3 separate regions of the Mus musculus genome follow, and all the other regions are linked to region 1. A link is a loop called in an ENCODE intact Hi-C map of the cell type or tissue named here. Cell type or tissue: left cerebral cortex. All regions are shown on one strand.

Evidence for each region. Hi-C counts contacts between places; a loop is a spot of excess contacts. Peaks named below come from ENCODE experiments on the same cell type or tissue, not always from the same donor. Only the 100,000 strongest peaks of a DNase experiment are listed, where the experiment ranks them.
Region 2: a loop joins it to region 1, with 9 times the contacts of the local background. A loop is called at or near these places in 29 of 42 quality-filtered maps.
Region 3: it touches region 1 in a loop (3-fold over the local background); 10 of 42 quality-filtered maps call a loop at or near these places.

Annotation. Positions count from the first base shown.
Region 1 is chr17:45,727,449-45,735,448 of GRCm38, reverse strand. 1600014C23Rik (RIKEN cDNA 1600014C23 gene) reads left to right here and starts at 1,605. Exons shown (of 2, transcript NM_028164.1): 1 at 1,605-1,863; 2 at 2,327-2,585. The coding sequence starts at 1,656. The coding sequence ends at 2,424. It overlaps BE949265 (cDNA sequence BE949265), which reads right to left and starts at 4,530. Exons shown (of 2, transcript NR_169044.1): 1 at 4,285-4,530; 2 at 3,231-3,866. F630040K05Rik (RIKEN cDNA F630040K05 gene) reads right to left here and starts at 943. Exons shown (of 5, transcript NR_152153.1): 1 at 603-943. In left cerebral cortex, a CTCF peak has its summit at 4,097 (motif pointing left); DNase peaks (open chromatin) are centred at 2,148, 4,090, 4,495, 5,911 and 1 more place; H3K4me3 peaks cover 650 bases; H3K27ac peaks cover 1,721 bases.
Region 2 is chr17:46,128,763-46,136,762 of GRCm38, reverse strand. Mrps18a (mitochondrial ribosomal protein S18A) reads right to left here. Exons shown (of 6, transcript NM_026768.3): 6 at 7,855-8,000. Rsph9 (radial spoke head 9 homolog (Chlamydomonas)) reads left to right here. Exons shown (of 5, transcript NM_029338.4): 3 at 1-21; 4 at 1,644-1,790; 5 at 7,265-7,493. The coding sequence ends at 7,425. Among named protein-coding and RNA genes, the nearest start is that of Rsph9, 11 kb to the left of the region's middle. In left cerebral cortex, CTCF peaks have their summits at 4,498 (motif pointing right) and 7,832; DNase peaks (open chromatin) are centred at 4,494 and 6,838.
Region 3 is chr17:46,166,180-46,174,179 of GRCm38, reverse strand. Gtpbp2 (GTP binding protein 2) reads right to left here. Exons shown (of 12, transcript NM_019581.3): 8 at 7,734-7,869; 9 at 7,530-7,588; 10 at 6,786-6,957; 11 at 6,290-6,454; 12 at 4,810-6,034. The coding sequence ends at 5,858. It overlaps Polh (polymerase (DNA directed), eta (RAD 30 related)), which reads left to right. Exons shown (of 11, transcript NM_030715.4): 11 at 1,084-2,825. The coding sequence ends at 1,927. Among named protein-coding and RNA genes, the nearest start is that of Gtpbp2, 9.1 kb to the right of the region's middle. In left cerebral cortex, CTCF peaks have their summits at 3,419 (motif pointing right) and 6,956 (motif pointing right); DNase peaks (open chromatin) are centred at 4,607, 5,242, 5,620, 6,905 and 1 more place; H3K27ac peaks cover 465 bases.

The DNA.
Region 1 (8,000 bases):
CAAGCTGGCAAACAGACTTTTAACACCCCAGAAGTGGCACTTCCTGCCCTGAATAGCTCAGTTGCCCTCTGCCCCTGAAACTCTTATTCCTGCCAGAAAGCCTTTCCTGCCACCTCCTACCAGGGCAACGTGCTAGAAGGTGCAGCTATAGCCAGAACCCTAGAACCTAAGAGCTGAGAGAGAGAGGGCACCTCAAGCCAGAAACATACACACAGAGATCCAAGCCCAGATCCCTGCTACAGCAGAACTCAAGATAGAATTAGGCCCTGGCCCTGAGTCACATCTTGGCATGAGCTTGCCTGACCAAGACAGGCCAGCTTGTCCAGAGGTGAGACTTAGGTCACAACCCATCGCCCTACCTCTGATGCCAGGTATCCTTCCCCTCACGTCCCACACGTGGGGTCAGGGTGGGGCCTGGGATGGACTGGGCTGGGCTAGTGCTGAGACCAGTGAAGGGTGGAGCACTTGGAAGGCAGAGGAGGGACATCCTGGGTGAGGGAGGCTACGAGTGTCCCCAAGGACTGGTGGCTTCTGGATTATCCTCTGGTGGTTGCTTCTCTAGCCCTGGGCATCTGCACAGGACCTTCACCCGGCTGACTTACCTCCAAAGACGGCAGCTCCTGACCTTCCCGGGCCCATTAGGGCCTGAAGCAGGGCCACACTTCCATGCTGCAGCCAGAGGGCCAGGCTTGTCTGCAGCCCTCCCCGTCAAGCACATGACCCAGTGGGCTTCCTTTGTGGCCCCCTGCATTACTTAACTGATTCACTGATCCCCCTAAGTGGCCAGGTCCCTTTCAGACCCAGGCAGCCTAGGGAGACTCCTAGGGGCAGTGTTGAAGCCCAGGAGGTACAGAGATCTACCGGCTTTAATTGGAAGTAATTAGTTAATCTACTCTGAAAGCAGTGGGGGAGGGGAGGAAGCTTTGGGGAAAGAAGACTCTACACTGTCAATCTGGTGAGTCTTGGGGGACCATAACTCTCCCCTGCACACGCACTCACTTAGAAGGCCTTTCTTTTCAACCCCAAGGCAAACCCAGGCCCGGAACAGACAGGGGGCAGCTTTGTATACAACAAAGCAGGTGCCCTGGGTTTGGTGGGAATCACCTTTGAGAGCAAGCCAGGAGAAAACCAAAGAAGGGAGCTAGAGAGATGCAGGAACTCTAGGGTGAGAACTGGTTCCTCTCTGTCACCTCTGTTTGCACCCTGCCCAAGGTCACGCACGTACAGCCCTACAAGTTAGGAGCCAGTGCGCTCCCAGCCCAAAGGCTAGCTTCGCTATTTCGGCAGCGAGAAGCCATTCCCATAACGGGGAAAGGGGCGCCGGAGGACAGAGCCCTAACCAGGCCCCAGGGGGTGTGTCCTCGGCCACAACGCGACGCGGGCAGGCAGCGTGGCGGGGACTCTGGCCGACAGCCTCCCGCGCGGTCCGGAGCAGCTGACCCGCTGGCGATCGGCCAAGTTGCGGCGGGCCGGGAGGCAGCAACGTGCGGCGCGGCATGTCGCGGGCCCGGAGACAGGGAGCTGTGGGGGCGGACCGGCGCGCCGCCTCCCCCCTCCGGGCCCCGGCCCATTCATAAAACCCAAAGGCATTGCCCAGGCCTGGCAGGCTTGGACTCCTAATTGCAAACTCATTAAGGAGTTTGCATCTCATTTACATGGAAATCATTTCCTGGGCCCTCAACAGAGAACTGTCCTCTCTATCCATCAGGCATACTGTGCCCAGTTCGACCCATCTACAGAGTGGGACAGAAGGGGGCCTGTCTTTCGGCCAGTGCCCCCCTCCCCAGTCTACCCACTGGGAGTCCCGGAAAGGGGGGCGGTTGGCAGAGCACCCACCAGCAAGGAACCCTGCCTGCGCCCCAGGTGAGCTGGCTCTAACCCCAGTGGGTCCAAGTGAGGGAGGTGCCCGCCAAGTCATTTGCCCCCCGGCCTGGCCGTGCCCAGGGAAGGGAGGAGGCGGTAGGCATTGGTCCGAAGCAGCTGGTTGTACCTGGCAAGAGTAGACCTGGTGGGTGAGGCAGTTCGTGCCCAGCCTCACGTACCTCCCTGCTACAGGCCGTGCCCCCACCCCCACACCCCTTACCCCACAGAACAAGCGCTCAGTGACTCCAGACACAGACACCCAGTCACAGCGCACAAAGGCACCCACAACTGGGCCAGCCGTCATAGCCACCATCCTGGCAGCCACTCTCGATGGCACACAGATCCTTCACAAGCCATTTGTCCAGGGTTGGGGGAGAGAGTCCTGTCTCGCGGAAGTGAGCCCAAAGAGGGTGTGCTCCCTTATGAACAGCACATGTGACCTCCCACCCCCTCTTTCCTACAGGTCCTTTTGGAAGTCCTCAAGTGCTGGCTCTGCAGAAGGACTTGCCCTGGCCAGACAGTGGGAATTCAGTGACCTGGTCATACTCAGGAGGAAATTGAAACCTGTGAGGATAGCTTGCTCTCCCAGACTGTATTAGAGCTGGTTTCTGTCCTGGTCCTTCATGTATGTAGTTAAGAGAGGGCTTCCAGCGTGTTCCATGTGAGGAGCTGGGGTATCCAACTGTTTAATGTTTAAAATGAAATAGAACCGTCTAAAGCCCATGAAATCTGATTTCATCTAGGACATAGTGTCCCTGTTCTGTGTCACCTGAAGTAGCAGAGATGAGCTCACCCATTCAGCATTTAGAATGTAGGATAAGAACCAGCTTTGTCCAGGTCATGCCGGTTCCACCCCACCCACCAGCCCCCACTCCCTATCCCAAGACGCAACCCGGCTCCCCCTTCCCACCTGTGGCCTGAGGTTTCTCCCTCCCTCGGCTGGGACAGAAAAGGTGGGCCATCCTGAGTGGTGGCCATCCTGAGAGGGGCTAAGCTGCCCCTCCCCCCCCCACGCCTGCAGCAATCAGGTTGTCACAAAGACACGTATGCTCCGTACAGGCATGCTGGGAGAGAGCTCCAAAACACCTATGCATTTTCTCATTTTGTATCTCATCAAACCTTTGTCCAATTAGCATGAGTACATGTCACCAAAGGGGGGCAATACAAGAATATGTAAAAATGCTTACTTACATTTTGGGGCATGGTTATGCACATCTTTGATCCTAACACTCGGAAGGCAGAGGCGTCAGATCTCTGAGTTTGAGGTCAGCCTGATCTACAGAGTGAGTTCCAGGACAGCCAGGTCTACACAGAGAAACCCTGTCTCAAAAAACAAACGAACAAAATCTTAAGTCACAAGTATGTATATACGCAGCTTTGTTTGTTTTTTTTTTTTTAATTGCTAGAACACAAAATCAAAAACACCTTGAGAAGTCGCTGGTCTAAACATGAAGTGGTGTTATATGGGGGTGGCTTGTCCAGTCCATCTTAGTATCTGTCCTGGAAAGGAGCAGGTGTCAGGGACAGAATGGAGACGAAACAAGTCCACCTGTAGACACTTCACAGATGAAGGGAACAGAAGCGTGGAGTGGGAGATTGCTCAGAGGAAGACATGGACAGGGAATGGCTCCCACTCACCCTGTGTCTACAACCTGCCTATGTATGACACCAGGCACCCCCAAGACCCCTCTTCCATCTACTGGGCTCATTTTGGATATCATCAACCATACTACTCCTAACCTTACAGGAAGCCTGCCTCAGCTTGACATCCTAGAATATTCCAGAAATCCATCTGTTGTGAGAAAAAGAATCTGGCTTCAGAGGACCCTGTCTTCCTCTAAGTGGGTAAGAGGTGCGAGCACTGGTTTTCTCATTGTAGCATGGGACTTGCTAGTCATGCCTATTGCACGGGGCTGCTGTGGATACTGGCTGGTCTGCTGTCTTCACAGGATCTGGCTTGCAGGGATTGGGGTGGGTCGTCTTGCCTCTGTGTGCAGCAGAATCTGTATACATCCCGAGACAGAGGAGAATGCAAACTGTTGAACATAAAATCTGAAGCGAGCCTCTTACCCAGGTCATCCGGGTCCCAGGAAGGTGTGTCACTTCAGACCCCTTCCCGCAGCAACTACCTGCCCCACCTAAGCAACTGTGGGGCAACCAACTCTCCAGAGGGGGGTTTGCAACCTGGAGGCCTAGCCTCACTTCAAGTATGAGCTGAGGCTGACACCTAGTGGTCATTTCTGTAACTGCGGGGCCCTTAGGCAAATCAGGTCAGCTTCTGCAGAGCCGCTCTGCCTGGCTCCAAAACACCAGCTGCTTTGGATAGGGGCATGATCTAGAAGCTTCTGCACTCCTGTCCCTGCTGTTATAGCCCCCACCCCAGACAGAAGCAGAAATAGTTATCCCTCCCCCCATGCTTACCTCTCCCTCTCGTCGGTATCACAAAGGGGAATGCAAGGCACAAAGAGGTGACCCGCTCCTCTCTGCCACATAGCTCCACACACAGATGAGATGAGAAGAGATGATACTCAACAAACAGGACAGCAGACAAGAAGTCTCCAGGGGACAGAGGAGAGCAAGAGGAAATGACCTGGCCTGGGCTTAGAAACTTCAAGTCCCAGCTTGTTGGGTGAGCTGCGTCCAGAGCCTGCCATTCACTGAGCCTCGGACTCTTTAACTGTGCCACAGGCCGAGTCTCAAGTTGGCTGACTGTGGCCATCCCCTGGGCAGGGTTTCTGGCCAGCCATGCTTGCCCAGTCCTGAGCAATAGGGAAATGAAAACCAGGCAGAGTAGGGCTAAGGCAGGCTTACCTTTCGAACTCTTTCTCAATGGTTCTTGGTAGAACCATCCTCAGAGCACTGGACTTCAGATTCCAGTGCCCTCAGAGTAACTCCCTGTCCCTAGGCTTCTCCAGAGAAACCACTTAACCTTTTGGCCTGGACCCATAGTGGTCTCCTCTCCTCCAGCCCCCCACCCCCTGGAGGACACCAGACAGCTCTTTCTAGGTGCCATAGCAGGCTTGGGCCTCCTTAGTCTCTGACCCCAGACCTGGCCCCTGGGGTCGGGGGGGGGGGGGTGGAGAGGCCACAAGGAGCTTAACCCCAACAGGATGAAGGCGCCATAATTAGGGTCAGGCGGTTGGCTGAGCCTGCGGAAATCTCCAGCTTAGTATGGATGGGGGCTCAACCTGAAGGGGGGTAAGAGCAGAAGTGAAGGGCCAGAAGAGGCCAGGCATGCAGAGATCCAAGGGCTTAGGCCCCAGCCATCCCCTGAACAAGCCGACTAGGGACAACTGAACACAGACCCCTTACTCTCCAAAGTGTCAACCCCGTGGAAGAAGGATGACCCAGACGATCCCGCCCCCGTCCCAGAGGTCCTGATTCTCCCTCAGGCTGGGATGCACCAGTATCAGCCCCTACCAGTGCCTTTGGCAGGGGGAGAGCCATGTGGGAAAGGCTGGCCCCTGCAATCCCAGGGCAGTCCAGGCCGGCCCTGTTTGTAATCTTAGCAAGGCATCACTTTCCACTGTGGAATGTAACACCCAGGAGATGAAGCAGGGCAGAGGAGGGCAAGCACATTCAAGGGGTTGCTCCTTAGCTCTGCAACTGAAGGAAAAAGGAGCCCTTTCTTCCCCATTCATTTCTGAGTCTGTGATGGGGGGGGGGGGATACAACCCAGGCTAAAGTCTCAGGCTGGCTTGGTCAGGTGTCCCCAGGACATCCCCATCTGGAACTGTCACACAGACAGCCAGGCTGTATCATCACCCACTAGAGGAGACAGGTCTAACATGGAAGTGTCTCAGGTCATGTGCAGGAGAACCCCCACATGAGGCTAGAATGAGAGGCTGAGGGGAGCCGAGAAAGCAGACCTCCCACCCTTCCTCTGGCCTGAAATCCACACAGCTGCACGTGCAGACAGACACACACACAGAGGCACGTGCACTCACTCCAGCGCATGAGTCCCTGCACGTCCCAGGAGCTACAAGTCCCAGCCCCTTCACTCCCCTCTGATAACTTCGAAGTTTCCGGCAGGGCAGACACGTCGCCTGCAGGCTGGCTATGCCAGACATGTGCCAGGCCAGCTGCCAGGGCCCAGTGCTCTGGACTTTCTGGGCCAGAACTCTGCCCCACGAGTTCTACCCTGCTCAGTCTCAGGAATGGGTGTCTCAGAGATCTCCACTGCAGGGACACTGGGAACACAGAAAGATAGAGGGAAACAGAAGCTCTGAAAGGCCAGCGCGGCTGGGACAGAGGTTGTGGGGAGCCAGAAAAAATGGAGGTCTGCGTCAGCTTGTGCTTGGGGCTAGGAAAGTGTGCAGAAGACCTAGACAAAAGATATCGGGGCTCCCCAAAGGGGCAGAGGGCGTGAGGCTGTGTGAGTTCAAATCTCTGCACTGCTACTTCAGGGCTGGGCGCCTTGAGATGAGTTGGGTTGGTAGGGGGGTGCTCACTGAGCCAACACACACACATGCACACATGTATGCACACATACACACACATACTCAGTGCCATTTGCAAGCGGTGGGAGTTGGGGGGAGAGCAGGGAAATAGGAAGGTCCTGGTAGTTGCTAGCAAGCCAAAGCTAACCACTAGGGGATTCAAGGAAGCGCTGCACTTCTGAAAGGCCACAGAGGACCGCAGAGCCTGGGGACCTCAGAGCCAGGGAACCTCAGAGCCCTGTCCTATTCGTTCTCCTTGCATGGTGTGACAAGGTGAAGACCATCTACCACCATGCTGGTATCTTCCCAAAGACTTGCAGAGGGCCTTGCAGATCTCTCCAGGCCAAGCCCATAGTGTTCAGAAGAGGGAGTGGGGGCAAGGAGAGACTTTCTCCAGCTCACTGTGAAGGCAGTGGTGGGTCTCCTGGCCCTGGCCTCTGTGAAGCTATCTGCCCTGTTTTGAAAAGCAAAGCAGGGACAAAGCTCCCTTAAGCCCAAGAGGACAAAGGCCTTGAAGCCACAGCTGCAGACATGACAGGGGAGAGCTCGGGCCCCACTGCCACCCAGGGCTCCCACTAAGTCCTTGCCAAGGCCCATTCTGCTTAGCACAGAAGTCTGCTCCCTGGGACGCCAACTCTGGCCAGCACTGCAGTCCTGCTATGTGGTCCAGCTGAGCCCTGGCCTAAGAACACATGCTCTTCCCACTTGAAACTTTTGCTGCTAGATACAGGGTCTTCATTGAGTTGGAGACCCTAGTTCTGACATCAAAATCCAACCTATCATGAGCATGTACGGACCAGCTCTGACCGTGCCAGCAAGGGACCCCCAGGCAGAGATCCAGGGCACTGAGCACTGTCATGTCATCCCGGCCTGTCCCTCCCCTGGGCCTGGGTTCATGTCAAGAGCAAGTTCCTGGTGCAGGCTGTACCTTGTCTCTGACACCTGGCATTTAGCAAAAGGGCAGAGACAGTGAGAAGAGCCTGTCTGCGCCATCCACTCCTGAGGATCCTGCAGGAGAGTCAGATTTCAAAGTGCCCCAAGGACAGAATGACAGCAGATGCTCCCAGGGTCAAAAGGATCTCGGGTAATGTCTGGACTAGACCGCTAAGGAGGCTCTGCAAAGCAGCAAGAGGACAGAGATCCTATCCCAGAGAGAAGAGGGACAGACAGGAGAATGATGGAGACAAAACTCCAAAGCTAATAAACACTTAACTAAGGCAGGAGAATTGTCTGTCAAGTGTCTGAGGCCAGCCTGGGCTACATAGCAAATTCTGGCCTAGCCTGGACTACACAGTGTATTCATATGGGGTAGAGGCCAGTCTAGCAAGTTCCAGGTTTAGTAAGAGACTCTGTGTCAAAAAAGGAACACAAAACAAAAAGATAAGGGGTGGGCGGGGCTGGAGAGATGGCTCAGTGGTTGAGAGCACCAGCTGCTCTTGCAGAGGTCCTGAGTTCAATTCCCAGCACCCACAAGACAGCTCATGTCTATCTGTAACTGCAGCCCCAGAGGATATGACACCCTCCTCTGGCATCTACAGGCACTGCACAAACACAGTGCACAGATATACAAAAAGGCAAAACACCCATACACAGAAAATAAAGATAAATAAATATTTAAAAAAAAATAAGGTGGAGAGTGGTTGAGAAAAGACGCCTCATCCAGGAATGTACTGCCCCCCTCCCTGAGTGTGTGTGTGT
Region 2 (8,000 bases), 400 kb before region 1:
ATGTCAATCGGACCTTTGAAGGTGAGCTCGGTTGGATATGTCTGGGGGAGCAGAGCAGGGGCATCTGACCTCCTTGGAGAAGAGTGATTGGGTCTGGGGAGGAGGGGCTTCTGGTCAGCTGCTGGTGGCTGGTGGCCTAGTTTCAGTCCATTGCTGTGAACAGTGCCCTGACAGAAAGTAGCAGAATGAAGGGAAGGTACAGTCCACCTCAGCAGGAGCTTGAAACACACATGCACACACACACTCACACACGCACATGCTTGCTTTATGCTTAGGGGCTTTCTTTACTCTTATACATCTCAGGGCTTCCTGCCTGGGGAATGGTACTGCCCACAGTGGGCTGGGTCTTTCCACATCAATCAACAATGAATATAATTCCCCACAGACATGCCTATTGGCTACCTTGCTCTAGATCAGTGGTTCTCAACCTCTCTCATGCTGCAACCCATTAATGTAGTTTCACATGTTGTGGTGACCCTCAACCATAAAATTATTTTTGTTGCTTCTTCATAACTGTGATTTTGCTACTGCTACTGTTGTGAATCATAATATAAATATTTAATATGCAAGATATCTGATATGCAACTCCTGTGAAAGGGTTGCTAGATTCCAGTGGGTCTCGACCCACAGGTTGAGAACCACTGCTCTCTGTACTTTCTAAAATATTTACTTGGTTGGCAGTGGTGGCGCACGCCTTTAATCCCAGCACTTGGGAGGCAGAGGCAGGCGGATTTCTGAGTTTGAGGCCAGCCTGGTCTACAGAGTGAGTTCCAGGACAGCCAGAGCTATATAGAGAAACCTTGTCTCAAACAAAACAAAACAAAACAAAACAAAACAACAACAACAACAACAACAAAAAAACCAAAACCAAAACCAAACAAACAAACAAATTTACTTATTTTATGTATACAACTGTACTATAGCTGTCTTCAGACACACTAGAAAAGGGCATCAGATCCAATTTCAGATGGTTGTAAGCTACCATGTGGTTGCTGGGAATTGAACTCAGGAACTCTGAAAGAGCAGTCAGTACTCTTAACCACTGAGCCACCTCTCCAGCCCCCTGTACTTCTTTGTTAAGACCTGTCCTGTACTCTAAAGGCAGAGGCATTGACAATTATTATTATTATTATTATTATTTTTAGGAATAGAGATGAAAACATGTATTTTCTTTCTTAGTGAATATATACTTTGGCTTAGGGAATAAATACACAGAAAATAAGAGGACCTCTTTGTGAGTTCAAACTAGCCAGAGCTTCAGTGAGACTGTCTCAAAAATATACATAAAAAATAATGAAAAAACAAGCAAGTAAGCAAACAAATAGACAAACAAACTCTTTTCCCAGGCAAGTCGCCATTGTGCCAGTTGACAGTTCAACGATGCAGCTGAAAGTCTTAGCAGGGGCGGAAGTCTACAATCATGGTGACTTGAGGTTTCCTGAATCAGGGTTACCTGATCTTGCTACAGCCCCTTCTTGCTCCTCACAGGGGTCAGGGTCAAGTATGGGGGACGGGAATGAGCTCCATTTTGTGGCTTGGGTCATCTGTCTGGTGGACAGAACCCTGCACAGCCTCCTCCCTCTGAGCCATGCAGGGAGGAAGGAGCCCTGGTTAACTGTTCTCCATCCACCTCGTCTTCCCAGGCCTGCCCCTGTCCGAGGTCAGGAAGCTTAGCTCGTACTTCCACTTCAGGGAGGCTATTGATCTGAAGAACAAGACCTTGCTGGAGAAGTCGGACTTGGAGCCCTCGCTGGATTTCCTGGACTCCCTGGAATATGACATCCCCAGAGGTAACAAACCGGCCATTAGCTTCAGGGTGTGGGGCTGGCCTGCAGATCAAAGCAGTAGATCAACACCATCCACCTTCCTTCTCTACAGCGGGGGCTGAGAACCTGGGCCTGCATTGGCAGCTCACCGGTGACCTCTTGAGGGGTGGGCTGAGCCAGAGCCTGGTCTTAAGTGGGGAGCAGGGAAGTAGAGTGACACAGTGTCTCTCGAGATTTTAGCAGTTGTTGCTGTTGTTATCATTTTTAATGCACTTCTGAGCTTTTTTTTTTCAACCAGTTTTTTAATGTTTTTTGTTTTTTTGTTTTTGTTTGTTTTGCTTTTTCCAGACAGGGTTTCTCTGTGTAGCCTTGGCTGTCCTAGAACTCACTCTGTAGATCAGTTTAGCTTCAAACTCAGAGATCCGCCTGCCTCTGCCTCCCAAGTGCTGGGATTAAAGGCGTTTATTTAATGGGTAAAGCTGTATTTATCATGAACACTGCCTGGCAAGTCAAATTTTTTTGATGGATTTGTTTGTGTGCGCATGCCATAAGGCATGTGGAGGTCAGAGGACAACTCGTGGAGTAGTCAGTTCTCTCCTCCACTCTGTGGGCTCCAGGGTTCTAACTCAGATGGTCAGGCTTGGCTGTAAATACCTTAACAGATAAGCCACCTTGCTCCCACGGTATTTTAAGTTTAAAAATCTTTTTATTTTCTTTAATGGGTAAAGCTATATATATATATGTGTGTGTGTGTGTGTGTGTGTGTATATATATATATATGTGTGTGTGTGTATATGTGTGTGTGTGTGTGTATATATATATATATGTGTGTGTGTGTGTGTGTGTGTGTGTGTGTGTATATGTGTGTGTGTGTGTGTGTGTGTGTGTGTGTGTATATGTGTGTGTGTGTGTGTATATATATATATGTGTATATGTGTGTGTGTGTGTGTGTGTGTGTGTGTGTGTATATGTGTGTGTGTGTGTGTATAAGCTACCCGAGCAGTTGAGGCTAACAGTTGAGTCTAGCTCAGGTAGCTTCCCCCCAGGAGCACACTTGTCTGCTATTGCACTGTCCAGGAGCATAACGGAAAGTCAACTGTGGTGGTGCAGACTTGTGATCCCAGGACTCAGATGCCTGGACTTCAGTGCACAACCCTACCTCAAATATATCTGCATTTATATGTCTAAATCCATATATATCTGCATCCGTATATATTCATCATGAACTACAGTTACCATGTTTTACATTAGACCTTTTAGGTTTATTTCTCCTTCCTATCATCATTCTATTTCCTATGTCCTTTGATAACTCTCTATTTGCTGATATCCAACCCACTTTGGTACCAGCCCTCCTCCCCGTCATTATGTAGCAGGAGGGTCAGAAGTTTAATGTCATCCTTGGCTACATAGTAAATTCTAGGTCAGCTGAGCTATATGAAACATTATTATTATTATTATTATTAAATTTGAGACAGGGTTTCTTTGTATAGCCCTAGCTGTCCTGGAACTCACTCTGTAGACCAGGCTGGCCTCAAATTTGCAGAGATCCACCCGCCTCTGCTTTTCAAGTGCTGGGATTAAAGACACATGCCATCCACTCAGCCAAAATATGGATTTTATATGTACACATATATAATTTCCAGGTTCCTGACAAGCTTTGGTGGGAAGAGCTAAGGAGGCTTAAGGGAAGGCCCGTGATCAGAAGGCAGTGTTCACAGGTGGACAGAGAAGGGACAAGCAAACCTGCAGGTTCCTGTCTTAGGGCGACTCACAGGGCTAGGGACGATGGTTCTGAGCAGCTGGTTCCACCACACGGAGGCACCTGAGCCAAGTCACCTTGAGTGTGGGCTTACAGTGATGGGGAGGTGGCTTCTGGGACTCGTTGGCAACAGAAGGAGAATGACGAGGCCGGGATGGCTCTCCTTATCAGACACACTCTGGCTTCCTTCCAGACTCTTCTAGTGAGAGCTGAATGAGCCGCTGGGCGCCTCTCCTGCCTAGCAGATGCAGTGGTGATGACCTGTGCAGAGTCAGGACTAGAACCCTTGGATACCATGCCTGGCTAGAGGGGTGGAGTCTGTAGATCTTTAGCTCTTTCTACTTAGGGAGGAACATTGCTTTCTGAGTCTGAAGCAGTCATTCAAGATGGCTCAGGTCACCTCTAAGCAGGTGTGAAGTGGGCCTTGTCCTGGGGTCTCTGTTCCCTGTGCCCACAGAGATAAGCCCAGAGCTCACAGCTTCTCTCTGAGTGGAAGAGAACAGAATGGAGAGGGATATTGCCTGAGGCTAATATCTTGGCAGTGAGCTGCTGTGTGATGTCCTGGGATGGAAAGTTTTGTAGGGATGGATCCCTGGCAAGATCCTCCTCCTGATGAGTGCTAAGACTTCCTGGCTGCGGGCTTGCACCGGAAGACAGGTGGGGCAGTACGCAGGGCAGCCAGCTTCCTCACCTGGACTCTGCCATTCAATACTCCTTAACCTTTCCGCTCTGTCAGCAGAGCATGGAGCAGCTGCTGCGTGCCAAGTTCTTTTGGTGCCCTTGGAATGAGAAAGACAACGCTCTTAAGTCAGGAAGGTTTGAGCGCAACCAGGAGAAGCTGAAAAAACAGAAGTTATACTGGAAGATGTTGGAGGGTAGGATGGGGTGGGGGTGCGCACAGAGTAGGCAGCAGAGGCAGCAGGTGGCCGGGGTCCCAACAAAGAGTACTCAGTGCAGTGCCCAGTTTGGGCAGCAGAGGGCAGCAAGAGTCCTGCAGCCAAGAAATTGACCTTTAAAAGCTGCTGGTGGTTAGTGAGGACAGGGAGCCTGAAGAGAATGGGCAGTGTGGCATCAGCTTTATGGGGGTTCGTGCAGATGGCTCCTACGTCTTTTAGAAGCGATCAGAGGACCCTACCCCTACCCCATTGTTTACTTATATTGGAGGCTGCACCAGGGGTGTCCTTTTTCTCTGTCCCCACTCTGAGAGGATTGACTCTACCTTGTGGTAAAGAGAATGGTGGCTTTCAGGAACTTACAGCCATTTTTTTTTAAAGATTTATTTATTTATTATATAAGTACACTGTAGCTGTCTCCAGACACTCCAAAAGAGGGCGTCAGATCTTGTTACAGATGGTTGTGAGCCACCATGTGGTTGCTGGGATTTGAACTCCGGACCTTCGGAAGAGCAGTCGGGTGCTCTTACCCACTGAGCCATCTGACCAGCCCATTTTTTTTTTTTTTTAAATTTCATTTTACCTGTATGGGTATTTTGTTTGCATGTATATCTGTGTACTACACATATGCCTGGTGCCTATGGAGGCCACCATGGCGCTGGTGTTAGATGGTTATTAGCCATCACGTAGGTGCTGGGAATCAAATCTAGCTTTGAGCCATCTACCCAGGCCTTCCCGGCCATTGCTTAGTGTGATGACCTTTAGGGGTTGAGACGTAGGATACCTGCTGCTCCCTCGACAGTTTGACCTGAGCCTGGCCCTTACTCTCTCTGGCATTGGGAAACCCAGGAAGACCTCCTGCCAACTGCAGAGGCTCAGCTGCTGAGTTCCAGGCTGGATCTTCTCCCCAGTCTCAGTACAGGTCTCTGGAGAGGAAGCCAGGTCTGAGGAGGCCTGGGGCTGTGAACTGATCCACTGGATCATTCCTTCAAAGGGCTACTACCACAGTTGTCTGGGCCTGGTTTTTCCATATTTACAGTTGAGATGGAGGTGAAGGTGTCAGGTACACACTGTGTGTCTGCTCACACACACACACACACACACACACACACAGAGAGAGAGAGAGAGAGAGAGAGAGAGAGAGAGAGAGAGAGAGAGAATGGAACATGGTGTGTGTCCCAGATGATGAGCTGACTGAACCAGGGAGGTTGAGAGGACAAGAACACGATGCCGGGGCTGCGCGGGAAGGCAGAGAGCCCGGCCCCTGGCATGCTGCAACTCAGCACCCTTTGGCTTGCTTGGTCCCGCCCTCACTGGCATCTGTATTTGTATTTTTTTAACTTCCTCACAGTTTACCCATGTTGCTGGGCTTGGGCTACTCATTTCAGCCTCTGCTTCCCATCTCCTCGAAGTAAGAGGTGAGCAGACATGCTGGTCTGAGGGGCCCCATGCCACCATGCTGTTGGTTGAATCGATAGATATCTGGATACAGTGGGGTTAGGGATAGACCCTAGGCTGTTTTCTCCAGGCTAGCGCCTGAGTGAGGGACGCTGCAAGCCAGCCTCCCTGGGTGGGCAATCAGAGCTTGGTCTTGCTTATCTCACAGAGGCTGTGTAGCTGTGGGCTCCAAGGGCAATGAGGGATTAGGTCTCTGTAGAAAGCTGTCCAAATGATGTTCTGGGCCCCAGTAATGGGACTTAAGGCTAGAGAACTGTATATTTCTGGGTCTTTTTGTTGCCAAGGATAAAACACAGGGCCTGGGACACTGTTCTGTAACATTCTATCCTTGTCTCCCCTCAAGCAATGTTTCCTGGAGACTTGTGACCAAGAAAGCCACCAGGGTTCTCAGGTGCCCAAAGAACAGCTGTTGGCTAGGTGTCGTACCAACCGGGGCCTGTTTCACTTGATGTTTTGATTCCTTGGCGGTGGCACTGGGGCCTAGAGCAAGCGATAGGCCCATGGTGTGGCCTTCACCCCATTGTTCTGTGCATGGCTCAGTCAGGACCAGGGGCAGAGGACCTCCATGCTTCCAGAAAGCTCTGGTTTTGACCTGGGCAGGCAGCTAGCTACACGGGGATAGGCTTCTCTGATGCAGGGTGGCCTCTGGAGGGTGGAAACTGACTGAATCGTGAGGCTGCTGGGTGTGGAGTGACCAGGGTGGGCCATGGTTGGAGGTAGGCTGCGGGAAGCTTGAGTGGTGGGAGCCAGCACCGGGGCTGAGCTGGCAACTGATGAAGGCTCCAGATCAGCCCTCTGAGCATAACTGGTTGGTCCTGTACCAAAACCTTCAAAAGTTATTTGCCTTCCTGGCAGGGCCCAGAGCAGGGCTGTGGCTGGTTTGGGGGAGAGGCCTCTGTGCGCAGGGGAATAGAAGCCCAGATCTGCATCCAGAGGCGATTTTCCCAGGCTCCTTCCTCCCACACAGCGGCTCCCTCCCTTGGAGCTGGATCAGGCCCTTCCAGCCAAGTCATCCTGGCTGCACAGCCTAGCCTGGTCTGAGCTGCCTGGCGTCTTGAGTAGCATGGGGCAGACTCAGCAGCCGAGGTCTCCTCCTACCAGGCATGACTCCACCCATCAGCAGTTGGGCAGACCACTGAGGTGGAGGCCTGAAATGGCCCAACTTCAGCTTGAGCCCCTGGTTGTCTCATCGATCTTAGGGCAGAGGCCCAAGGTCAGTGATTTACCCTGAAGCAAGGAAAGGGAGCCACACCATCTGTGGGTCCCTGAAGTCACCTCTACACTTGCTCCCTTCCCTGTGTCATGAGCAAGTGACTGTGACCATCAGGAGCACAGCAACTTTCTCAGTGGCACCTCAGTGCCAGGCCTCAATTGTCCCTCCCATCCAGGGTCTTGGAGCATCCAGATGGAAAGGGGCAACGCACTGGTGGTGCTGCGCAGCCTGCTCTGGCCAGGCCTCACCTTCTACCACGCTCCTCGCACCAAGAACTATGGCTACATCTACGTAGGCACAGGAGAGAAGAACATGGACTTGCCCTTCATGCTGTAGGAAGGCAGGCTGGATATTTATGTGGGGTCGAAACACTCTTTCATAAAGTTCAACTGTTGGGCCTTTTTGTTCTGTCTTGATTGTTGTCATTTTGTCCCTCTGGCAATCTAGTCACCTGGCTATGAAAGGCCAGAAAACAATTCTGAACCAAGAAGCAGAGGCCTGGGATGAGCTAATGAAGGAGGAGGCATCAAGTGTAGATGGGTGGAGATGGTGTGAAGGGGCAGTTAGGGGCCCGCTCAAATTCCTGGATTCAACTGAAAGCTGCTAGTAACTGACAGTCACTAGGCCCTCACTGCAGTGTGGTGCCCGTCAGCAGACGATGGGACCTGTGTGGCACATGGACCTGCCCCAGGTCCACTGACAGGGCCCATTAGGCAGTTCCCTACTATGCACAGGCCCCACATTTCTAAGCACTGACCACACGGGGAAGCCAAGAGCCTGCTTTATTACATTGCCTTGGGTAAGGCTCCCGTCCCTGCTCCAACCTCAGCCCCAGCCAGGCAGAAGACCACAGTGGCCAGGAGATCCAGCTCCTGGCTGCCCTTGGCTTCCAACATTGCAGCTGGGCAGAT
Region 3 (8,000 bases), 440 kb before region 1:
GGCTTTAAGATGTTTCTGAGGGGCTGGTGAGATGGCTCAGTGGTTAAGAGCACTGACTGCTCTTCCAAAGGTCCTGAGTTCAAATCCCAGCAACCACATGGTGGCTCACAACCATCAGCAATGAAATCTGATGCTTTCTTCTGGTGTGTCTGAAGGCGGCTACACTGTACTTATATACACAAAATAAATCTTTAAAAAAAAAAAAAGAGCCGGGCATGGTGGCGAACACCTTTAATCCCAGCACTTGGGAGGTAGAGGCAGGCCGATTTCTGAGTTCGAGGCCAGCCTGGTCTACAGAGTGAGTTCCAGGACAGCCAGGGCTACACAGAGAAACCCTGTCTCGAAAAACCAAAAAAACAAACAAAACCAAAAAAAAAAAAAAAAGGAAAGAAAGAGAAAAAAGATGTTACAGAGACTGAGATTTGAAACCAAAATCTTGATAGGAAATTTTATCTTGAAAAATTCCATAATCCTGGATTAAGATTGGAATTTTTTCACTTATTTTGTATATCCATGTAGTACATGTGGATCTCTGATGAGTTGGTCTACAAACCAAATCCAGGCTGTCTAGCTGTGGACCAATGGGCTGGCAAGCTTTTTTACGTAGCTGGGAATGACCTTCCACATCTGCTCTACCTACTCCTCCAGTGTTGCCTTGAATAAAATTTGTGTTGCCCCAAGCTAGGTGTGATGGAGGCACACCTTTAGTTCCAGAACTCAGGAGACACAGGGTGGTCTACATAGTTCCAGACCAGCTAGAGTTACATAGTGAGACCCTGTCTCAGAAAAAAAAAAAAATTGTTGCTCCACCCCTTAATTACAGCAACTTCTGCTAAATCATGGATTCTAAGTGGTCTAGCACTAGCAGTGAGAGAGAGTGCTCCCCCAACAAGCCAGGAACCTGCTAGAAACTCATTCTGTTATCCCAGCCTACTTTATATTAATATGATACACACTAATGGCTGTGAAATGCTGGAGTAAGAATAATTTCCTTTCATGATGGAACCAGAGTTGTGATTTATTGAATCTGAGCTCTTAAAACAGTGACTCAGTAACTTCCTTGCTGTGTTCCTTTGTACCCAGGTCCCCTCCTCTCACAATGCTCTTCCTCTGCGCTACCAAGTTCTCTGCGGCTGCCCCTCCAGCTTGCACGGATATCACTGCGTTCCTGAGTAGCGACTCAAGTTGTCAGCCAAAGGTGCCAATTGCCAGCTCTGAGACTAGGACCCAGGGGTCTGGCCCAGCTGTACCAACCTCTAAAGAGGCAGCCACATCTCTAGCGTCTTTTTTTCAAAAAGCTGCCAAAAAGCAGAGAATGAAAGAGACTTCCTTTGTACCTCTTAACACAGCCACAGAGAAGTTATCATCCAAGCCTTCACTTGTGTTCCAAAGCAGCCAAACCACAGGAAGTCAGTCTTTCTTTAAGCAGAAGAGCCTGCTGCTCCAGCACACACAGCTTAGTAACTCTGCGGCTCCTGACCCTCCACAGGCCAGCCCTGCAGCGCAACCAAGCTGTCTGCCAGCAGAGTGTGTAGACAGTGGTCCTGATGATGGAGCGGTGAAGCCAGTATCCTCTAAAGCAGTGTCTACAGAAATGAATGTGGCTGGGGACAGTCCAAACGTGCTCGATTCTCCAGCTTACAACTCTCAGGAGGTGACCCAAAGGGCCACTGAGGACCAAGTGCTCTGTGAGAAGTGTGACTCCCTGGTTCCAGTGTGGGACATGCCAGAACACACGGACTACCATTTTGCATTGGAGTTGCAGAAGTCTTTTTTGCAGCCTTGTACTTCAAAACCCCAGGCTATTCCTGCCGTGTCTCCTCAGGGCAAAAGAAATCCCAAGAGTCCCTCGGCTTCCAGTAGTAAGCGCCTTAGGCCCCATGGCATGCAGACGCTGGAATCGTTTTTTAAGCCACTGACACATTAGTGCTGCCTGGGGCATCAGGAGGGCTCTACTATTTTTTTTCTAACGGATGGAATCATGTTGACTGCTCAAGGGGAATATGACATTTCTAATACAAAGTTAGGGGTTTTTTCTTCCAATGGGACTCTGATCCTGTTGCTGATCAATGCTTTTCCTCTCTAGGGAGACAGAGTGTCATAAAAGGTATAAAGAACCTGGCAAGCTCACTTGCTTCCCTATAAACTAACTAAAGACTAAACAGGAGTATAACTCAAAAAAACTGTAAAAGAAAGGGGAAATGGGGCTGGAGATAGAGCTCACTTGTCTAGGACGGCATGTGCAAGGCCCCATGTTCACTTCCCAGTTCTGGAAGGAAAACGAGGACTATTAAGATGGGCAAGTGCAAACGGCCAAAGTAATGGATTTAGCAGTCTTTTTCAGCCATGCAGGCTTTTCTGATAAATTACATGACTTTGAATTATGTATGAAACCAGGTAGTAGGTTTAATGGATAGGAAAACAGCATAGATATTTTTTCCTACATAAATACAAATCAACTTTTTTTTTTTTTTTTTTTTTTTTTTGGTTTTTCGAGACAGAGTTTCTCTGTGTAGCTCTGGCTGTCCTGGAACTCACTTTGTAGACCAGGCTGGCCTCGAACTCAGAAATCCGCCTGCCTCTGCTGGGATTAAAGGCTCATCAACTTACTTATAAATTGGGTCTTTGAAAGATTTGAAATTCACCGCGTTTAGCCGGAAATTACCCTTTCCTTTGACTTTAGTGTGTAGCTTCTTCCCTGGCTAGATATGTAGTTTCTTAAAAGCAAGAACTCTTGCAGTGACTTACATGGAATATGTTCTTGATGTTGGTTGAATGTATGTATTAAATTAGCCACATTGAGACAATAAAAATGTACTCTTTGAGGCCTGGCTTGCATACTTTTACTACCCTAATGTTCTATTAATGTAAAAAAGTGCTTACCGGTGAGTTTCCTGACATTGGGTTGGGTAGGCTAGACTTGTCAGATCTAAGATCCTCGTACTGCATTTTCCTGTGCGCTGAGGTCTAGGTGCATGGTGCCTGTCCCACTGTCACCTATCTCTTAGCTGTTCTGACAGCCTAGGAGTTGTAAAGTAATAATGTTTGCAGGTGCTTTGGTACACGTTTGTAATCCCAACAGTTGCGAAAGGGGACTCAGTCTGGAGTTAAAATCATCCTTGGTGAGACAGCCCGGGCTACATGAGAGACCTAGATTAGGATGTAACCAGTGGGAGAGTACTTGCCTAGCGTGACTTTTAAAAAGAGAAACGTAACAAGCCAGATGTGACCGTGGTAATCCTAGAGTTCTGAAGATGGTGGCAGGCGAATATGGAATTAAATTCCAGGCCAGCTTGGGTAATACAATGAGGCCTTGTCTCCAAAGAGAGAAGCATTGTAGCAGAAACTCAGGTGTCTTAGACTTAGACACCTTAGAGATAAGTTGGAGGAGTCAGGTGGAGGATGGCTTATGCTTGTGGACCAGTAGAGGGCAGCGTTAGCAGTATGCCTTGTTCATTGGGCAGAGCTGCCCTATTGTACAGTTTATGGGACTAGTGCTCTAAACAGTGCTGAGAAAGTAGCATTGTGCTACAAGATGACCTCGCTTTCCTCAATGCTCAGAGCTCCTAATAAAAGTTTTACCCACAGGCTTCTTAATAATTAAGCCAATGGTATTCTCAGGATGGGGTTTCTCTGTGTCCTCACTGTCCCAGACTGGCCTTGAGTTCACAGAGATCTGCCTGCCTCTGCTTTAAGTGATGGGATTAAACATGCACCCTTAGGGCTGGAGGATGGCTCAGTGGTTAAGAGCACTGACTGCTCTTCCACGGAGGTCCTGAGTTGAATTCCCAGCAAACATATAGTGGCTCGCAACCGTCTGTAATGGGATCCAATGCCCTCTTTCTGGCGTCTGAAAAGAGCAATAGTGTACTCATATATATAAAATAAATCTTAAAAAACAAAAAGTGCACCTTTAATAAAAACTGTTTTTTTAAACCATACCAGATAATGGTGGCACATACCTCTAATCCTAACTAAACTGAGTTAAGGCTACATAGCCAAGAGCCTATGTCAAAGTACAAAAACAGGGCTTGGAGAGATAACTCATCGGTTGGTACCTAAAATTCAGAAAGGCCTAGATTCAGCCTTAGTGTGTATGGTTTTAAAGCAGACATGAGCCACGCCTGCAACCCCAGCATTTGAGAGGTGACCCGAGCTAAAGGTCATCCTCAATTACATGGTCAGCTAGAGCCGCCCACCTCAAAAAGGCTCTGCAGGCCGAATGCCATGTAGATTTGGGCCACGTGTATCATTTGTTTTGCTAGGATTAGTACTCAGGCCCTGTTTAATATGGGATAGCCAGAAAGCCTGGGACTAGAGCTCAGTCTGGTGTCTGCCTAGCACATACAATGCCCTGGATTCCAAAATGTATGATAGTCTGAACACAGAACTAGGAAGGACTGAGGACTAGCTAAAGTGGCCCTCGATACCTCAAGAATCTAGGCTATAAATGAGAAATGTGAGGGCTCCATGACCACCCACCTCTGGTACTCTGAGGAGAGGGTTCACCCACTTGCCGCTGACAGGCACACAATGTGGTATGTACAATGGCTAGCTATTTGAGCCGAAAAGGCCTTTTTACCTTATACTCTGCTCAAAGAATGATGCAAAACAAATCACAACACACATGATATGGCTCCTATGATACAACACTGAGCCTATGGGGGAGGGGACAAGAACAGCCAATGAGATGACAGATGACTTCTTTCCCAATTATTCAGAGGTCAATGGAAGGGTGTGACTTGCTTCTCTAATCTTGACAAGAATCTAGTCTTGAAGGTTGAACCTGTGTCTTAAGAATAAGCAGAGTGTCCAATAAAACATTTTTTATTCTGTACAATATATATGTGTATTTAAATATATATACATATATATCTATTATGCAGAGAATCTTCCAACAAATCCCTGAGTTCATGGGAACCCAGGAAGCTAACAAAGGGCAAGGCGGGCGTCCACACCTAGGATAGGAAACAGGACATCTTCCCCTTTCCTCCTGGGTCCCAGCAACAGAGGGAAGGGGGTGATCACTACAAATTACTAAAACAAGAAAAAGGTTTATGTAAGAGCAGGATTGGGGATGAGGATCCCAGGAGGCACAAACTGGGTCAGGTCCTATGGCTACCACACAATCTGAAAAAGCATGGAAGCCAACATAACTGTGGAAGGAGAGAAACTGACATGCAGCTGGCCTTTGGTGTGCCAAGCCCGAGCCTGGCAGCCCCACGCCTGAGCCAGCACCACAAATAGCACCAAGTGGGGCCTATGACAGGAGGGTCCGGGGAAGCGGCCCTTGAGAAAAGGAAATGAAGCAGGAATATGCATCGGGACTCAACCCAGGATAGGAGCACAGTCTGTCATGGTCTCTGTGCCATTGCTTCAGTCCCTGGGTCCACCAGGTGGGTAGAGCACTGTCTTTTATCCACAGTCAGGTAGAGCTAGGTAACTTACGTGGCCTTGAGAGGAGGTATAAAAAAAGAAGTGCTGACAAGGGCCACCTCAGTTGTTGACAATTCCTGAAGTGCAGAGATGACACTGGTGAGTCATGCCTGGTCCTGATAGTGGGCCAAGATGGCTGTGTTCTCCTCCCTCCAGCAGACAAGACCAGGCAGCTGCAGGGTTAATGACCCAACCAGGGGAGCACACAGCTGCTGAGCACTGCCCTGAACCGTCTTCTCCCTCAGGACTGCCCCTCCCTGGCCATACCAAACTTGACACCTCTCCAAGAACGTGGCAGGAAGCAAGCGGCAGCAGACACTCCTCTCCCTAGCCTATTAACACACAGAGCCGCCAACAGTGGGCAGCATGGCCGGAAGTCACCTCATGTATTGTAGGACAGCAGTAGAGCTGTTTGGATGACTCAGAAGCCCATGGTGGCCTGGGCCTCTCCTGCTGTGATGGCTTGTACATCCGTGACATGACCGATGCCTTTGGTCACACCCTCCCGGAACAGCAGTTTGGCGCCCACCTTCAGGTATTCTGGGTGTTTCAGGAAACGGAAACGCACCACTGCCTTCTCCCCTGTCCGCAGCTTGTCCTTCAGGAGAAAAGTGGTCACGGCCCAGGCAGGTGCCTCCCATCCCATCATTCTCTGCCAGCCTGGACTCCACCTGTGAGGGCCCCAGGTAGGCTGCTCCCCACCCCACAGGAAGGAGCCTTTGCTCCCGTTATGTGACCAGGGACTCTCAGCCAGATCTGGTGTTAGGCTTCCCTCCTCAGATGGAGTCAGAATACAGACTTCCCTGAAGAAGTGGGACCCGGTTGAAATGGGACCCGGCTGGGTCCCTCTCACCTTTGCGTGGATCTTTTCCACCACTGCTGTTTGACGTACGTTGCCCACATGTACTGTCACCTGGAATCCCCGCCGAAAGGTGGTGGCGTGGAACAGTAGGACTATCTCTGCCTCAAACACTGAGCAGATGGTGGGATTCATCTCGGGACTCACCATGACCATGCCCTGGGAAGGAACAGTTCAAGGTTCACAAAGGGCACACCTGCCATTAGACCCTTTCCAGCCACTCTAGACCCTTCAGAGCTCCTGAGTCCCCTTCTCTCCTACACACCTCCTAAGAAAGGCCTCCAAGAGGAGGGCACCGTGGGAATTTAAGGACCTGTGTTTTGAGCATCCTACGCTCTTTCAGTAGTCTATATAGCCAGGCCTATACTCCTAAGTTAGAGACTGTATTTCCTTGAATTTCTGCATCTTGTGAGACAGATAGATGCTTCTCACTCAGTAGACAGTCTTCTAGACACCTCGGTTCCCTCTCCAACCCACTTGTCCATCTCACCTTGCGAAGCAATGCACGGTCAAAGTCTCCAAGGGCGAGTGTAGCAGCCTGACCTGCTCGAAGAACACGACACGCAGAGCGGTTGCGCTGGATGCTGCATACCCTCAGCTCCAAGAAACAGCCATCATCTGTCGGGCCTACCACCAGCTGGTCCCCCTCGCGGCAGATCCCACTGCAGCCCAGACAGCAGGTGGCAGTGTCAGCATAGCTCCCTCTGACTTCTTTGCCAAGGTCACTCAAAACACTCCTGCCCTTCTGGGCTTAAGTCCCTTGAATTAGGCAGGGCAAAGGAACCCTACATTCCAGCTAGAAGTAGGGAGGTGACTGCCTTTTCCAACCTAGCATTTGGATTCTGAGGGCCAGCAGTAATGGCTGGCAGAGGTATACCTGTGGCTTGGCTAACACCAGGTCCCTAAAGGGACAGTTCTACCCTTAGGGTTCACCCTATGGTTCATTAAGTCTCTTCATTTCCCTGCTTTGAGATGCTAGCTGAATGCAGTGTTTTCCTAGAGCCCATGACCCATCTGTTCTAGGGGCCTTGGAGAGCCCCCCTAAAGCAGCAGTACCCATCTCCCTGCTGTAAGCCAGAAGTCCTGGGCTTCCTCCGGCTCTGAGTGCGAAAACTAATCTGCAAACAGGCACATCCTGTGGATTAGCACCGTCCAACCCCAGGGGCCCCTTCATGCAAGAGGTCTCCAGGAACAAGTGAGGGCTGGACAGAGTGGGTAGCGACGAGGCAGTCACCTGGATAGTGTTCCTCCAACCACAGTCCCCACCTCTGGGACTGTGTAGATTTCATCCACCTAGAACCAAAGAAAACTGTCAGTGTCCTGCCACCAGCTTGGAGGCCCAAGCTTTGTAACTATGCTCAGGCTTTGTCAGAACTGGGCCAGCCCCCCTCCCCTCCCAGCCCCCATCCCGCGGCCTTCTGTTTGTTGGCCCAACCACCTGGAACTCTGTCAACTGTTGCATGAGCTCCTCCTGCTCCTTGCTGTTGGTGAGGGGCGGCAGGATATTCAGGAAGACTTTAAGAAGGTCCAGGCTCTCTCCAGACACACTGGACAGTGTAAATATAGGGGTGACACTGTGAAGAGACAAATGCATGGATGAAAATACTCTTGACAGGAAGCAGTAGCCAGAGGCCCGCCCACCCACAAAAACAATGAGCAGAGCCCCTTTCTGACTGTGAGCAAGTCAGGAATGTGGACAGCTAAT